2 separate regions of the Homo sapiens genome follow, and region 1 is linked to region 2. Evidence: chromatin loops called from intact Hi-C (ENCODE). Cell type or tissue: chondrocyte. All regions are shown on one strand. Each heading gives the region's core, and the rest is flanking DNA. Links, peaks and the distances in the headings are about the cores only.

What was found. Hi-C counts contacts between places; a loop is a spot of excess contacts. Peaks named below come from ENCODE experiments on the same cell type or tissue, not always from the same donor. Only the 100,000 strongest peaks of a DNase experiment are listed, where the experiment ranks them.
Region 1: a loop joins it to region 2, with 7 times the contacts of the local background. A loop is called at or near these places in 19 of 110 quality-filtered maps.

Annotation. Positions count from the first base shown.
Region 1 is chr12:15,896,525-15,901,913 of GRCh38, forward strand. STRAP (serine/threonine kinase receptor associated protein) reads left to right here. Exons shown (of 10, transcript NM_007178.4): 7 at 1,358-1,494; 8 at 3,380-3,529; 9 at 4,423-4,488. Among named protein-coding and RNA genes, the nearest start is that of DERA, 12 kb to the right of the region's middle. In chondrocyte, for the core only: CTCF peaks have their summits at 2,946 (motif pointing left) and 3,148; no DNase peak of the experiment used is centred there.
Region 2 is chr12:15,587,753-15,593,141 of GRCh38, forward strand. PTPRO (protein tyrosine phosphatase receptor type O) reads left to right here. Exons shown (of 27, transcript NM_030667.3): 25 at 1,703-1,838. Among named protein-coding and RNA genes, the nearest start is that of EPS8, 200 kb to the right of the region's middle. RefSeq lists enhancers at 2,468-2,517, 2,798-2,857. In chondrocyte, for the core only: a CTCF peak has its summit at 2,779 (motif pointing right); no DNase peak of the experiment used is centred there.

The sequences.
Region 1 (5,389 bases), core at 242-5,241, 310 kb after region 2:
GGGTGTACAGTATTTGTGTTTTTTTTTTTAATTACTAGGACCATAATGAATACCATTTTGATTTGTTTAAAAATATTGTTAGCCATTTAAAACTTCTTTGAAAACATTTTTACTTGATACACTGTATTTGCATCATAGGTTGTACTAAATTATGGGTTAGTTTCCCTGTTTTAGCACCACGGTGAATGTTCTAGCACATCTCTGAGTGTTTCTTTACAGTAGATAGGATCCTGTAAGTAGAATTATCAGTTCAAAGGCTAGAAATGAGTTTAAAGTTCTTAGTTATACATGACACTTAATTGATTTCCATAAGGATTATACCACATTACACTTTGATATTTGACCAGTGTCTTAACCTTGTGTCTAAAGGGCTAACTGGGAGAAAGAAAAGGCGGTAAAATTGGAGGAGAGCAATTAAGCAATGTCAAGGAGTTTATACACATACAGTAAACTGATAGTAGTAGAATACTATGGCCTGGAGCCATCAATTGGTTTATTAATGCTCTTCACTCACTCCTGCAGTTAGGCAAATCCCATGTTGGTGGCAGAAATTTTCTGGACCATTGAATATTCTAGCATTTGAGCCAGCAAGTTGCTATGTAGTGATCCTGCATAAGTCATGACTAACTTTAATTAACATGCTTTAAAGTATATGATGATGGGAAGTATTTAGGAGCTGGGATACTATAATGTTTTGTATTGGAGGCCTTTCATGATTTTTAGGGTTAAACTGAAAAAGCTAATGTCCAAACTGTAATTGAATTTCAGATGAAGCTGTTATTATGCATTGATTTTTATTATATAACTATAGCCCCAAATTTTGTTAGTCTTTTACTGCCTTATAGTAGAAACTGTTTTCAGCAGTTTATATTTTATGACATAGAAAGTTTATCTTGCTGAGGAGCTTAAACCTTCAGCAATTAATAATAATATATAAATAATCCTTTATGTTAATTACCTACTGTGAAAACTTTTTCTGTTTACAAAGATAATATGTGGTTGTAGAAAAATGAAACAATACAGGTGAAGTTTATTTAAGAGCAAAAATCCCAGTGTATTATTCATACTGTTTTAATTAGCCAACACACTCATTTCCGGGAAGACATCCACTGCATAAACTGGATATCCCTCCATCAAGATGTCTTTGTATTGCTGAGATGAGCTCCACTTGGGCATAGTATCCATTTGATTTTTTTTTTTTTTTTTTTGCTAACAGCTTTTTTTACATCAGTGTTTATGTTTGAGTAAATGAGTATTTAATTGTTCCTTGGGTTTCAGAATTTAAGAACAGTTCAAATGTAACTCGTTATTTATACCATATTCAAGATTTGTAAATACTACTTAAATTTTTTTTCAGTTTGGACCCAATTAAATCCTTTGAAGCTCCTGCAACCATCAATTCTGCATCTCTTCATCCTGAGAAAGAATTTCTTGTTGCAGGCGGTGAAGATTTTAAACTTTATAAGTATGATTATAATAGTGGAGAAGAATTAGGTGAGTTGTCCCCTTACAGTGATGTGGTTACCTTTATCATATGTTAAGTCCCAGTAATTAACACCTCATTTATATATATATATATGTTACATATATATGTTGAAAGTAAATTTTTCAGCTAACTTAAGCTTGGTGCTTACAAGTGAAAAAGTAAAGGAGTTTTAACCATTTGGGTCAGATGCTTTTATAGATCTGTAAACAAAGTATGCAGAAATTTATCCTTTTAACTAAAGTTCATCATTATGCTGATGTTATGTATTATGGTACAGTGAGTTTTAGGCTTTATTGGCTGGGAGGGAGGGGGGAATCTTATGTCAAAGTCATATGCTAAACACATGCAAGGAGATCCGTTCTTTCTGAACTATGTTGTGGGTGTATAACCCCATCTACTTGGCCCGTCTTCCTTTTTGCCAACTTAGGAATTCCTAAGACTCCGTAAAGAACAGTGTGTGGGGGAAAAATCAGTATAGCATATTACAGGGATACCTTTAGGAATCTGAATTGGATAGTTATTTTTATCAGCTTTTTATTTATTCTGTTTTGGAGTTTGAGTTTTGCTTTCATTTTCATGATAACAGTCCTTAGTAAGGGAAAGGGAAAGGCATGGGGATTAATTTGAAGTTAATGTATATTTATCTGATGGACCAGGTATTTCACATAGTTACATGTGGTTCTCAGTATCTACTTTTAGCCTTTCCAAATAGTTTTTGCTTTTAGGTCAAAAATATGTTTAGTTTTTATAAATATATATTTTTATCTATAAGCTGTCTCTTCTTGTTCTTGTCTGTTTCTAGCTGCCCTGCTTTACCAAAGAACGAAGCTTGCTAGATTACACCCAAAGAACAAAAGACAATTTTACGTTTTGTTTCTTGGGGAACATTGATGCATCTGGGTTGCACAAATGGAACCTTGGTGATGGACCATGTAGAATCTATTTTAATTGCTTATGGTTCAGTTTTTATTACTTGAATACAAGTGATTTATAAATAAGATATTCTTTTCTGTTACTTTTATTTAATGCTAGTTTTCAAAGTTTTAGAATGTTTTTGGTTTCATATTTTATTCTTTTTCAAGATTGAGAGAACTGAATTATTTGCCCAAGATCTGAAGTCACAGTGAATACCAGATCTGCCTAGCCTTTCTCTTTCCAAAACCTTGTGTTCTTTGTACTCTTACAACTTTTCTATTCTCTGGTGGGACACAGATGGGAGACAGAATAGGAACATTGGTCTAGTAAAGGGCTTTGAGAACTAATAAGGTGATGAGGCATTAGAAAGTAAATGAGAAAGGTTCATACTTAAAGGTACTACTTGAATATAACAGTGCTCCTAATCTATACATTTTCTCATTAGGTTCCATGGATTAAAATATTTATGGATCATTGTTGATCTATATCTCACCTTTCTGTGTGACAGAATAATTAGTGGACTGTAGGAAATTAAGAGGCAAAGTGTGTAAAAGAGCTCCACCTGGTGGCTCTCTATAGTCATAATAAAAATTGATTCCCTGAGAAATAGGCAGTGAGTTTTAGGATATGGAAATTGGAGGTTGAACTGGTAAGACTTTAAATCTACTTTCTATAGAATTAATGGGGTTTTCATTTACCTCTTTTTCTCCATCCTTAATGAGACATGAAGCCTCATTTGCTTTTTTTAGAGGGACAGTTTGAAACTAGAATGTGTGCTAGATTTGGAAAGGAATAATCTTACAGAGAAAGGGTCAATGATATACCACTTTTGTGATGAGAAATTAATTAAGTACAGGTTTTAATGTTTGCCTTAAGAATTTTCCATCTCCCCAGTAACACAGACAGTATTTTTTTTTTTTAGCATATCAATATTTAACCTAATAGTTAAAATTATCTAATAGCCCTCTTCTTTTTCAGAATCCTACAAGGGACACTTTGGTCCTATTCACTGTGTGAGATTTAGTCCTGATGGAGAACTCTATGCCAGTGGTTCAGAAGATGGAACATTGAGACTATGGCAAACTGTGGTAGGAAAAACGTATGGCCTTTGGAAATGTGTGCTTCCTGGTAAGAATTTTTATTCAGAATAATAAAATTTTTAAAATGCATGATTTTATGTCATTTTTAATCATTAATTTTATTTCAGGGTTCCTGTTTTCTATAAATTTTAAATTATATATTATGGTTTAAGCAGCGAGAAGCCCAGGATTATAAATTGGCCAGAGAAAGGGTCATGTTCCTTTGTTTAAATTTTTTTTGGTATGGCTGGGCACGGTGGCTCACGCCTGTAATCCCAGCACTTTGGGAGGCTGAGGCGGGCGGATCACAGGGTCAGGAGTTCGAGACCAGCCTGGCCAACATGGTGAAACCCCATCTCTACTAAAAATACAAAAATTAGCCAGGTGTGGTGGTACATGCCTGTAATCCCAGCTACTCAGGAGGCTGAGGCACGAGAATTGCATGAACCCAGGAGCCATGCATTGAGCTGAGATCACGCCACTGCACTCCAGCCTGGGCAAGAGTGACTCAGTCTCAAAAAAAAAAAAAAGAAAAATTTGTTGTACAATCTAGTCTGTTCCTAAATTTTTATACTAGCACATTTTGTGGCTGGAATAGATCTAATTCAAAATTTGCTGGAAGGCAATATAAAGAATTTACAAGTAAATGTATCTAATCTCTGAATAGTATTACTCACTGATCCACACCAATAAAGATAGACATGTTCTTAATAAAAAATACCTAGTTACTAATCCCTAAGTAGTTGCAGTATGAACCTAAAAGTAATTTTAAAGAAAGACATACTATTTTTAGAATCACAGTTATTTAAAAAGGAGTTGTTTTTATTATATTTTGTAGCCATTTTCCTGGAATAGTCTTATGTTGCTCTTCTTGCTTATTGAACACTGGAAATTACTTTAATAGTGTAAGTCATATAATCGTCATTGCTTTTCTTTTTACAGAAGAAGATAGTGGTGAGCTGGCAAAGCCAAAGATTGGTTTTCCAGAGACAACAGAAGAGGAGCTAGGTAAATGCTATGGAATTGACTTTTGTAAGAGTCTTGGGGGATTTAAAATTGAACTGTAACAGAAGTTTTACTCATTGGCAGAAGAAATTTATTAAATATGAACATATTTAAATAATGGAAACTTTAAATATTTATGCATGTATATATACATATTTATAAGCTAAATATTTAAATACCTACTGCATAGTAGTAATAGGCACAGAGATGTAGTATGGACACAACCGATGTGGTTACTCTTTCAGAGCTAGAGTCTAACTTAGGAGACATGCCAAAACACAAATTATTGTAAGGGGGATTAAAAAAAGCTTCCTAGAGAAGTGACATTTAAACTGGGAACTAAGGATGAGCAGAAATGATTTAGGTGAGGTCATGAGAGGGGGTGTTGGTAGGGACAGGATGGAAAAGTTCATAGCAGGAAAACTATGTTAACTAAAAGTTCAGAACCAAAAAGGAGCATAGCATATGAGGAACTAAAAGAACTTCTCCATGCCTCCAGGTTAAAGAGCAAAGGCAAAGTGAAGCTGGAGAAGCTAGATCATCTGAGGGCCTCATTTGCTGTATTAGGACTTGGAGAGTTTTATACTAAGAGCAATGAGAAACCTTTGAATTTTAAGAAGAGGACTTTAAAAGATTGCCTTGGTAGTTCAAGACCAACCTGGCCAACATGGTGAAACCCTGTCTCTACTAAAAATACAAAAATTAGCCGGTCATGGTGGCAGATACCTGTAATCCCAGCTATTTAGGAGGCTGAAGCAGGAGAGTAGCTTGAACCCAGGAGGTAGAGGTTGCAGCGAGCCGAGATTGCGCCACTGCACTCCAGCTTGGGTGTCAGAGAGAGACTCTGTCTCAAAAAAAAAAAAAAAAAAAAGGTTGCCTTGGCTGTTGCACGTACAAAGAATTG
Region 2 (5,389 bases), core at 106-5,105:
CTTATGCAACCTCAAAAGAACAGGGGACATAAACGTGCTCCAATGGCAAGTGAGAGGTGGCAGTGGGATGAAGATGTGAAGGGAAGCATTGGCAGCCATGCCAACCTAAGCAAATAAATCTACAATCCCAGACCTACTGCCTTGGCCCTTGTGAATTAGAATGACTAGAATGAGGAAGTATATGTGTGCATTCATGTGTGTTTGTGTGGAGTGTGTGTCTCCCTGGAAAGGAAAATGCTTCATAAGCTACTAAGTTTCTGTTTAGGGCAGATATTGTTGCTGTCAATCCACTGTAGGCATTCACAGGTTAAAAGATGTGCTTTAGCAGGTAAGATTATCTGTTCTCAAAATGGTTCTTTTCAAGAACAGAAAATGAAGCTCTTCAACTCTGGGGTCAAACTCACAGATTCCTTTCATGGAAGATAGTAAGTGCAGTTCTGGATATGACTTTACAGGTGCTCACCCAATGGCAGATCATTTTATCTGAGAAATCCTGGGAGGGAAGAGTTGTCTAGTAGAAAAAGCAACCCTTAAACTCAAGGTTTATAGAGTGGGATTTTTCTAGCAAACTTTCCATATAAATTTGCTTGAACTTTCTCTTTTCCCATCATTTCACAGTGATTCAAAGCTAAGAGCCATTTGACTCTTTATTGAGGATTAGAGGGAAAAAAGGGCTGACTTCAACACATAGAACTAGGGACTGTGATGGGCAGTTGGTCAGCGCATGTCAGTCCACTTCCATCTGTGCCCCGAGCATTGGGATTGGGGGACTGGCTGAGACTGGGTCCAAATTTTTCATTTGATTTTAAGGCAACTATCTCAAAGGTCCCTGTGAGATGGAAGCAGGCCCAGGACCCACTAAAATGGCAGGCATGCTGTAAGGCAGGTCTGGGGTGGTGAACTGAACTTAGGGTTGAAGATACACAAATCTCTGTGGTCCCAGACCTAGAGTTAGGGTATGGACATCTCAACTGGAGTTTTGAGCTGATCTGAGGGCTTAACTCTGATGCTGTTCAAAAGACAGGGTATTGTTTATGTGTATCAGCTCTCTGAATTCAGAAATCAGTTCCCGAGAGTACTCAACATGGAATCCCTACTTTTCTGCAGAAGCAGAGACCCCGATAAAGGGTGTGGCCAATGCAGTGCAAATGTCTCTCAGGAACGTAGCCATGATAGTCAGAAATGTGACATTAGAAGGAACACCAACCACAACTCCATACTTAAAAATCAGTTAAGTGGAAAATATTGTCAGGAGCTTAGTCTGCGTTTTTCCACAAGGGTACTATTTGTAGTTTTTTAGAAATCATCAGTTTTATTTCAACAGTAAAGTAGCACCATCTGGGCTGGCCGAGGTGGCTCACGCCTCTAATCCCAGCACTTCAGGAGGCCGAGGTGGGAAGATCACCTGAGGTCAGAAGTTCAAGACCAGCCTGGCCAACATGGCAAAACTCCATCTCTACTAAAAATACAAAAATTAGCCAGGAATGGTGGCACATACCTGTAATCCCAGCTACTCAGGAGGGTGAGGCAGGAGAATCACTTGAAGCCGAGAGGCAGAGGTTGCAGTGAGCCGAGATCATGCCATTGCACTCCAGCCTGGGCAACAGAGCAAGACTCCATCTCAAAGAAAAAAAAAAAAAGAGGGGGGAGAAAAAAAAGAAGCACCATCTGAATAATATGCCATCGGAACATTCTTTTGCAGTGCTGGCGTGGGACGGACAGGAACATTCATTGCCCTGGACAGGCTCTTGCAGCACATTCGGGATCATGAGTTTGTTGACATCTTAGGGCTGGTGTCAGAAATGAGGTCATACCGGATGTCTATGGTACAGACAGAGGTAGGAACATAATCTATATGTATTTTTAAATTTTCCCTGGACTGAAAAACTTACCATTATTCAATGATATGCTTCAAAACAATTCTCTCAAACTTCTTTGTATCTTTCTTTCCCATTTTCTTATTGTATATGTTCAAACTGCTTTGAGGCATAAAAGAAATAGACACTAGCCTCCAGAAATCCATTCGACATATAGTGATTATACTTTTATTGGCATCATAATTCAGAGTGCATGGGTAGATTCGTAAGAGTAAAACCTCTTTGAACAGACTCAGAGTCAATTGCAGATAACAGCCATCCTGGGTAAATGCCACCAAATAGAGACTGTTGAACTGGTGAAATTTGATTTATATTTGAAATGTTGGATTTGATTCAATACATTTGTCATTAGTTTATCCTCCGTGTGACTCTATCCCAATTCACTTTTGATGATGATTAGAAGTTGGATTTGAGCTTTCTGTCCCTTTTATGATTTTAAAGATTCCCAGTCCCCAACCTACCAGCATTGCCAGTTCCCTTCATCTCAATGATGAAGATTTATTATTTTAACAACATGGAAGCATCCCCTGAAATATCCAACAGTGTTACGTGCTCCGTCTTCCTCCTCTTCTCCCGAGTCCTCCCTCCCTGAAAGCCTGAGGATGCACTTAGTCTGGAGCGACAACCCAAGGCAACGCCGGCAGACAGCACCGCCTGCCTCAGAGCAGCCGTGGGTGTGTACCCTTGTGGGCGCAAAAACCCAAGTACAACAGCTTGTTCATAAGCCTCATCACCCAGCCATACTCGCGACTTCTTAGCTTCGGTCTTACAATAATCCTTTTTCTCAAAGAGTATGTGTGGGTGGAGCGCTTGGGTAGAACACAACCTGGCCCGACCTGTAATCAGGGTATTTTTAAAATGCTTTGGTCTTCCTCATGCTTTTCCTACCCAGCACCACTAGATGTCAGTATCACTTCAAAAGCCTAGAGTAATGGCGGCCGTCTCAGCTGTTTCTGCTTTCCCACTCCTTTTACTTTTCTTTCCTCCTACCTCCCCATTCTTGTCTGACCAATTTTTGGCAAGGCTGTTTCAATACATTCATTTCTGAACTACAGCAGGATCATACCACTTGGGAAAGAGTTATCCTCGTTAATATTCAGACCTCTCATTGATAATTAGGAAGCAAGTCCAATTGGTTTCCTCACTTGGTTTCAATCATGCTGCCTAGTAATTTAGTGTGGTGGGGACATCAGTATCACTTTTTAATCATAAGTTTAAAATGTCTGGTTTCCCAGAGGAGTCCACTGTCTGGTGAGTAAACAGTGCTTTATTAATCGGTCCATATTTTTGGCTTTTACTTCCATAAATTTGCACCTTGATATGTGATTAAAAATCCACGTTATGTATATGAATCACCAAGCTTCAAAGAGCCACACCTTATTTTAAGTATTTTGCATTTAATGAATTGTCTCCTCAATTTACTTAATTCATACCTTTTACAACTTCATAGATTTTGGGGCCTGGCGTAGTGGCTCACAGCTGTAATCCCAGCACTTTAGGAGGCTGAGGCGTGCGGATCACCTGAGGTCAGAAGTTGGAGACCAGCCTGGCCAACATGGTGAAACCCCGTTTCTACTAAAAATATTAAAAAATTAGCCTGGCCTGGTGATGGGCACCTGTAATCCCAGCTACTCGGGAGGCTGAGGCAAGAGAGTTGCTTGAACCCAGGAGACGGAGGTTGCAATGAGCTGACATGGTGCCACTGCACTCCAGCCTGGGCGACAGAGTGAGACTCCATCTCAAAAAAAACAAAAAAAACTTAGTAGATTTTAATTATGGCCTGTTTGCTTTTGACTTTTCTCCAACTACAGATTCTTAATCTCTTTCACATGACACATCCTCCATCCCATTTTTAGGGTCATTATCTTTCTTTGGGTGGTTATCAAGCAGCCACCATGTCGCTTTCTGCAAAGCCAAGAAAACGTTTTGTTTTCTCCCTAAATGTTTTACCCTAAATTTTGGTTGTTTTATTTGTTTATGCCAGCATTTTATGTTGATATCTCCGCGGACACAGCCTTTTTAAAGTACAGTATCCCCATCCTGGCCAACATAGTGAAACCCCTTCTCTACTAAAAATACAAAAATTAGCTGGGCGTGGTGGCACACGCCTGTAGTCCCAGCTACTCGGGAGGCTGAGGCAGGAGAATCGCTGGAACCTGGGAGGCAGAGCTTGCAGTGAGCCAAGATCGTGCCACTGCACCCCAGTCTGGTGACAGAGCAAGACTCCGTCTCAAAAAAAAAACCCCATAAAATAATTAATTAAAATTAATTATGAAATAATTAAATAAAAAATAAAGTGCAGTATCCCTTCCCTGAACTCTCATGGGGAGTTCAAAGTCAGCAAAGGGGGCAGAGGTTCCCCGGGTTACTTACTTTTTCCAACTTTTCTAGCTTGACCCTTGATTCCCGCAGGACTTCCTGGTGGATGTTTTCCAGTTCCAGTTATTTATCTGTGTCTTTTTTTTTAACTTATGTCTAGAACATCTTCTTCATTTACCTTTATTTTTTCCTTGTTCCTCTGCTTACCATGGTTCATCCCGTATTTTGAATACAGATTGATCTGCCTAAGATTCTCCTTAAGCCCATTCACATTCAAATTCTGCTGCCAGGTCACAAAAGTTAACAAGGAAAGAACAAAGTAAAAAAAGGTTATTCTTTTCACATGTATCATCCTAGAGTACTCCTTTGACGCTAATGATTTTCAAGAGAATGAAATGGTTCTCCACTTGAGCTCTGTTTTTATGTATATAATCAACCCACATAGACCATATTTCCTCCCATCACTGGTATCTAATTTTCCAGCCTTCTCTACATTGCCTTGACCCCACCATTCCACCTCACCCAAAAAATTGCAGAAGTAGCTGATAGGATGAGCCATGTCTCCAGGTGCAACATGCTGCCTGGACTGCACTGTGACCTGCCCTCTTCCTCTTCCTCACCTGACCAGACACACTTCATAGACTTCTTCACGCAAGTAGAGGCGTATTTAGAAAGAATGCCAGACCCTGAGGGGAGCCTGAATCTCCACTTTACTGCTGCACAAGTCATGTCACCTCTCAAGGCTCCCATTTCTCTTCTGTAAAATATGAATGATAACTTTCACTAATTTTTGTAAAGCAGACATGATGGGAAATAATATAACCTAGATAAGTGATTTGAAACTGTGAAGTGCTACTTATGAATGATGTTCTCCTCTCTTCTATTTTTATCGAATATTTTGTTTGGTTTTCCTCTAATATCCTTCCCTGGAGGTCAGTTGGGGCTTTGCTTTGAGCAGCCCATCCTCTTGATCTGCAGTTTGAATTTCGGGACTTTCAAGGACAAGTCCCTCCATAAATAGTCTTTATTTACTTTTCTTGTGGTCTTGTTGTTTGGTTGTTTTTTGTTTTGATACAAAATGTAGCCACTAAGCAGATGCAGATTGAATGTCCAGGCAATCTCTGGTCTTATCTATTCCCTGTGTTGACATAACACCAGAAGCAATGGATTAGGTGTCCATGTGTGATGACCAC